Linked DNA regions of Mus musculus: region 2 is linked to region 1. Evidence: chromatin loops called from intact Hi-C (ENCODE). Cell type or tissue: heart. All regions are shown on one strand.

Region 1 (2,500 bases):
CAGGGGCAAACACAGTACTAGAAGCCCATCTGAGAGTCACCCAAAATGTACAGTGAACCCTTAATGTGTTGACTTCTGTCCAGGATAGTGAACTTCCAGGCTCAGTCAGCAAAGCTCTTGCCGACCCCCCCCCCCCCAACTCCGACCACCTTTTCCTGAGAGCAGCCAGGCAAACTGGATACACTCTGAGAAAGTGGACAGAGGAGGAGGAGGAGGCAGTGGCAAACCCAGGAGTGTGACGAGGCGTGCAGAAGCTCGAGCAGTAACTAGAGATGAAGGGCAGTGACGCACTGTGGGAGGGTTTTGTAAAGGAGAGTCCCTGTCTCATCCTCAGGTGTCCTCCACCGCTTCGTTCCACAGTGTGCGGTGGCTATCGGCTCCTTTGCATCCTCTGCCTAGGCCCTGGACAAGTGTCAGAGCCTTCTTGGCTGGATAATCTCTGACGTGACTAACTGTGCTAATTTAGTGGGCATTATGGGTCAGGCGCTGAGACAGGCGCTCCAACATGTCATCTTGTTCCATCTTCCCTGGGTGGCCTCTCCCCATCTAACAGACATGTGCGCCTGGTTCCCAGAGTGATGGGGCCACTCCGGCACACACGATTGTCATATAAGGACCACAGCATCTCCAGCATGTTTTCAGTCCCTTCCCCTTTGTCCAGTGGGTCTGGTGGTCTAGTCTTGTGTCCTTTTGTAACAAGGAAGTCTCATCACCTCCTCCTTCTCCATATGAGGCGGGGCCTTTGGTGGCCCCTCCCACCCCCAGTGTGAATCCAAATCCTACAGAGCCTGAGGTGGTTTCCTCCCACTCTGTCCTCTTCCCACTCACCACATGCTCCAACCACACAGCTTCCTGAACATGCCTGGGGCCAAATATTCTCTCCTCCAGGTCACCCTACCTCACCTCAACTGCCTAATTTCCCTATAGACCCCACACCCCAATGTTCTTTACACAGCTGTCAAAGCACAGCCCCTGTGGTTGACCAAATGTACCCCCTGCCCTCTTCCACACACATGCATGCTCACAATCTGCACATGCGCACACAGAGAGCACACACAGAAACACTCCCACTGTGCTCACACCAGGCACTGCCCAGTTAAGTGTTGCTGTTGTGACGTCGGGTCTGTCTGTGTTGGACCCTGTCCCTCTAGCTCCCGTGTCACTTGGTTAGCCAGCCAGGCTGTGTGTCCTGTTGGACTGGAAACTCTTTGAGGTCAGAGATGATTCCCAGAAGAGCCTGCCAGAGAATAGGACTGGGTAAGTCAGCGCTCATTGAGAGAGAGAGAGAGAGAGAGAGAGAGAGAGAACCTTGGAACACGGACAGTGACACACTTAAACACGGTGTCCCCATCACATGTCATGTTCCTGGGACCCACTGAACAGTAATTGAATGAAAGGTAGCCAAATCGAGAAGAGACGGGACTGAGGGCAGAGGGCAGTCCTGGAAGATTGATTGGACTCAAGACTGCCGCGCAAAGGAGCATACGCCATTCCTTGTTTCATCCACCAGAGGGCGCAGGAGGCTAGCAGACAGCGCCTCGTCTCAAGATGCAGACTGAGTACCCCTCCTCAGAAGGGTTTGGGGAAGCGGCACAGTGAGGGCGAGGAAGCCCACACAACACAGACTTTCCTGCAGCAGCGGGCCAGGGGCTGGCCTGATCTGTTCTGGCACAGTGGGGCAGGAAGGGATTTTGGTGCCTCTGGCAAAGTCACCTTGCAATAGGTAGATTCTTGAAGCCAGAGGCTACCGCTGAGATCTAGTCAGTCCAGGACTGGGAAAGGGCTTGAATTCCTTTACCCATGAGGTCATGAGCCATGGAGAGGTTATTTGCACAAAGCTTGGTAGGAGCCCACACACACACCTTGAGCTAGTTAAGGCCAACCCTGCCTGGGAGCCCTGACTCTCATTCTGAGCCTTGTGTTCGGCCCTGGGACCCAGTGGGGCACAGCACAATCCTTGCCCCCCAGGCAACAGACAGAACTCTGCCAGTGTTAGAATTGCAGGTTCAAGAGCTTGGAGACCCAAACATGAGTGCTGGCCCAGAAAACCCCAGCAGCTGCCAGGCCCTCACTGTCCTTAACCCTTTCCATGCCTCAGTAGGCTCTTGGGGAGCCCTGCTGAAATCATAAAGTAAGTTAACCCACAGAAGCCTTTTAGGGCCGTGCCTGTCATTCGGTGGACATTAAATAAAGGTCAATTATTTTTACTCTGCCAAGTCTTGGCCAACAGGTCCTTAGAAGCTTTCGTCTAAAGGTACCACATGGAGCTAACAGGTTAGTGTCTTGACATTTCTGCCATCGTTTTGGTGTTCGTCTTGGACATCCATTTAGCAGGGCGTTTGTGGCTAGCTCTCAGGTGTGCAAAAGGACACTGTTCATCCCGTGCTCCCGGAGCGTTTGGATCTGAAAGGGTTTGTGTCCAGAGGTGCTAGGGACCTCAGAAAGGTCACAGAGAAAGAAGAGGAAGGCAGAGAGGGAAAGTTTCTAACCCCCTGGCCCA
Region 2 (2,500 bases), 99 kb after region 1:
CTAGAGAAAGACCTTTGATTTTAGCAGCAGAACACATTGATCTGGCTTACTACTCAACAGGAGGGAAAGTCTGAAAGTTGATAAGCTAGTTCGACTCCTTTATAATGAGAACCTGACATCAGAGGAGAGTGTGATTTACCTGGGCTCATATAATTAGAAGCATCTCCAGGCCTGGAGAAAATTTGAACTTATGGTCCCGGGCTGCTTTGTAGTGAGCCTGTTTCCACTGCTCTGGTAGCTGAGCCAGGCTATGAGGAAACCCTGGATATCAGCATAAACCTATGTCTGGGACTACGATCCCTTTTCCCTGGGTAATAAACTCAGCCACCCATCCTAAGGAGGCAAGCACTTGGCCTCTTTGAGTGAGACTTGGCTTTAGGACTCTCTGCATCAGCCTTGTGTGCATCAGGCACTGGAAAGCCTCTGTCTTCCCAGCCCTTGCCTCTCCAGGAAACTCCACAGGCCTCCAGAGAATACCAGTTTCTCAGCCCAAGGGGTCCATCACTGAGAAGTGCCCAAAGGGAAGTCAGGGAGCTGGGAGGAAAAGACAGCAGGACCAAGTAGGATTCCGAAGCCGAACTGGGAGAGAACAGCATCATCTATTTTTATTCTGAATGTACAAAGGCAGGGCCTTGAAAGAGCTCACACTTCCGAGGCGGAAATGGGTACCAAAATGAGAGATCAGCAAGATTTCCCAAGATAGGAGAATCCTCCTGCTGCCTGCGTGGGAGAAAGTAGGGGAGGAGTCCAAACCAGGCCACCAGAGATGGTTGAGATAAATGACAAATCTGGTGGAAGTCAGACATGGCTCTAAAGAGCTTCCTAAGAGACTTCCCGAGAGAGAGACAAAAGTGTTTGTTTGTTTTGTTTCCAGGAGCTTGTCAAATAAACCAATGAAAAAGCTTTGCCGATGATAATAAAAGATGCTCACACTTTCATAGCGCTTGCTACGTGACAAGTACCGCTGTAAATAAATGCCTCATGAAAACCAACTTGCTTGCTCTTTGTAAGGACCCCGTGAAAGATGCGCTGGTTTTGTCTCCACGTGGCGGAGGGGATTCGTCACCCAAAGCTCACTGGTGGTGAGGGAGGGGTGGGATTTAGACCCGGGTACCTCTCTCTGGAAGTCTTAATTAATTGCAACATTCTACTGCCCCCTACAGAGTTAAGTGGTGTGACAAATGATAGGCCCTCTTGCTACCACCCTAAGTAGGATGTGAAGGCTTCCGTTCAGTGATGGGGAAATGGAGGTGCTGGATCACAGAGTGCTCCCCCACACACACACTAGAAGTATTTGGCCTAATGTGTTAGCCCCAGTTAGGTGTGGCCCTTGCCAAAGAACATCAAGAAAGAAAGCCAAGTGATCACTGGTAACATTAGCTCTTGCGTTAGAAACTGTTGCTCAGCCCAGACTCAGGGTGTTACAGTAACCCCTGTGCACAAATACGGCTCCATGAGGCCCAGTGGAGTGAGATACACACAAGAATTCTCAACCAAGGACTTGGAATTGCAAATGTCACTGCCGAGTCCTACCCAGGTTTTTTGTTTGTTTGTTTGTTTGTTCTTGTTTTTAAGGTTAGTTCAGAAACCTGGGAGTGTGGTTTACTTTAATTTGCAGAAACATCTGAAAAGTTTTCAAGCCACAAACTAAGATGTCCCAGCAGAATGAGATGGGAATAGAGGAACCTGGAGCCAGAGCTAGGGGCCTTTGTCATGAAAAATAAGTTGACTTAGAGACAGAAACCCATAGCTGCCTGAGGCAGGCTTGTCTCTGTCTGTAGGAATGTGAAACTGAGAAACAGCTCAAATCCTCGGTGTTCTCAGAGATGATGCAGGAGAACACACAGTCTAGAAAAACGTCTTAAAATCAGATCAAAGAGATTTTGAGTTTTCACAGGCCAATCTTCTCCTTTGTTCTATACCTGCACTGTTGAACCACATAATTTCTGTTATTTTTTTTTCAAGACAAGGTTTTTCTGTGTAGCCCTGGCTACTGAACTCACTCTCTAGACCAGGCTGGCCTTGAACTCATGAGATCGGCCTGCCGAGCGCTGAAATTAAAGTCATGCAGCAGTATGCCCTGCTGAATTACTTGGGAGGCAGGGGCAGGCAGATTTCTGAGTTCGAGGCCAGCCTGGTCTACAGAGTGAGTTCCAGGACAGCCAGGGCTACACAGAGAAACTCTGTCTCGAAAAACAAAAACAAACAAACAAAAGAAAAATTGAAAATCATCAAAAGCAAAGGAAGGAAGAAGACGCCTAAGCGCCTGCCCTGGCCCTGCGGTGGACACCATTACAATGAGCACATATTTGATAGGGAGCCGGGAAAGACGGAACACACAATAGAGAGAAGGGAGAAAAGGCTAAGCCGAGAGGTGTGGGCACTGTGGAGAGAGGTGGAACTGGAGATGTGGTGGTGGTGAGGAACGGGCAGAAATGAGAAGCTGTGGTAAGGTCCTGCTGCTGTCAAAGGCCATGTCTGGGTCCATGGTGCTACTGCA

Evidence for each region. Peaks named below come from ENCODE experiments on the same cell type or tissue, not always from the same donor. Only the 100,000 strongest peaks of a DNase experiment are listed, where the experiment ranks them.
Region 2: it touches region 1 in a loop (6-fold over the local background); 31 of 42 quality-filtered maps call a loop at or near these places.

What each region holds. Positions count from the first base shown.
Region 1 is chr15:97,951,634-97,954,133 of GRCm38, reverse strand. No RefSeq gene overlaps it. Among named protein-coding and RNA genes, the nearest start is that of Tmem106c, 11 kb to the left of the region's middle. In heart, no CTCF peak of the experiment used is centred here; a DNase peak (open chromatin) is centred at 1,513; H3K27ac peaks cover 425 bases; H3K27me3 peaks cover 1,759 bases.
Region 2 is chr15:97,852,917-97,855,416 of GRCm38, reverse strand. Vdr (vitamin D (1,25-dihydroxyvitamin D3) receptor) reads left to right here. Exons shown (of 10, transcript NM_009504.4): 10 at 1-990. The region is part of intron 1 of Gm33690 (a long non-coding RNA gene); the gene reads right to left. Among named protein-coding and RNA genes, the nearest start is that of Gm33690, 6.7 kb to the right of the region's middle. In heart, a CTCF peak has its summit at 1,149; no DNase peak of the experiment used is centred here; H3K27me3 peaks cover 437 bases.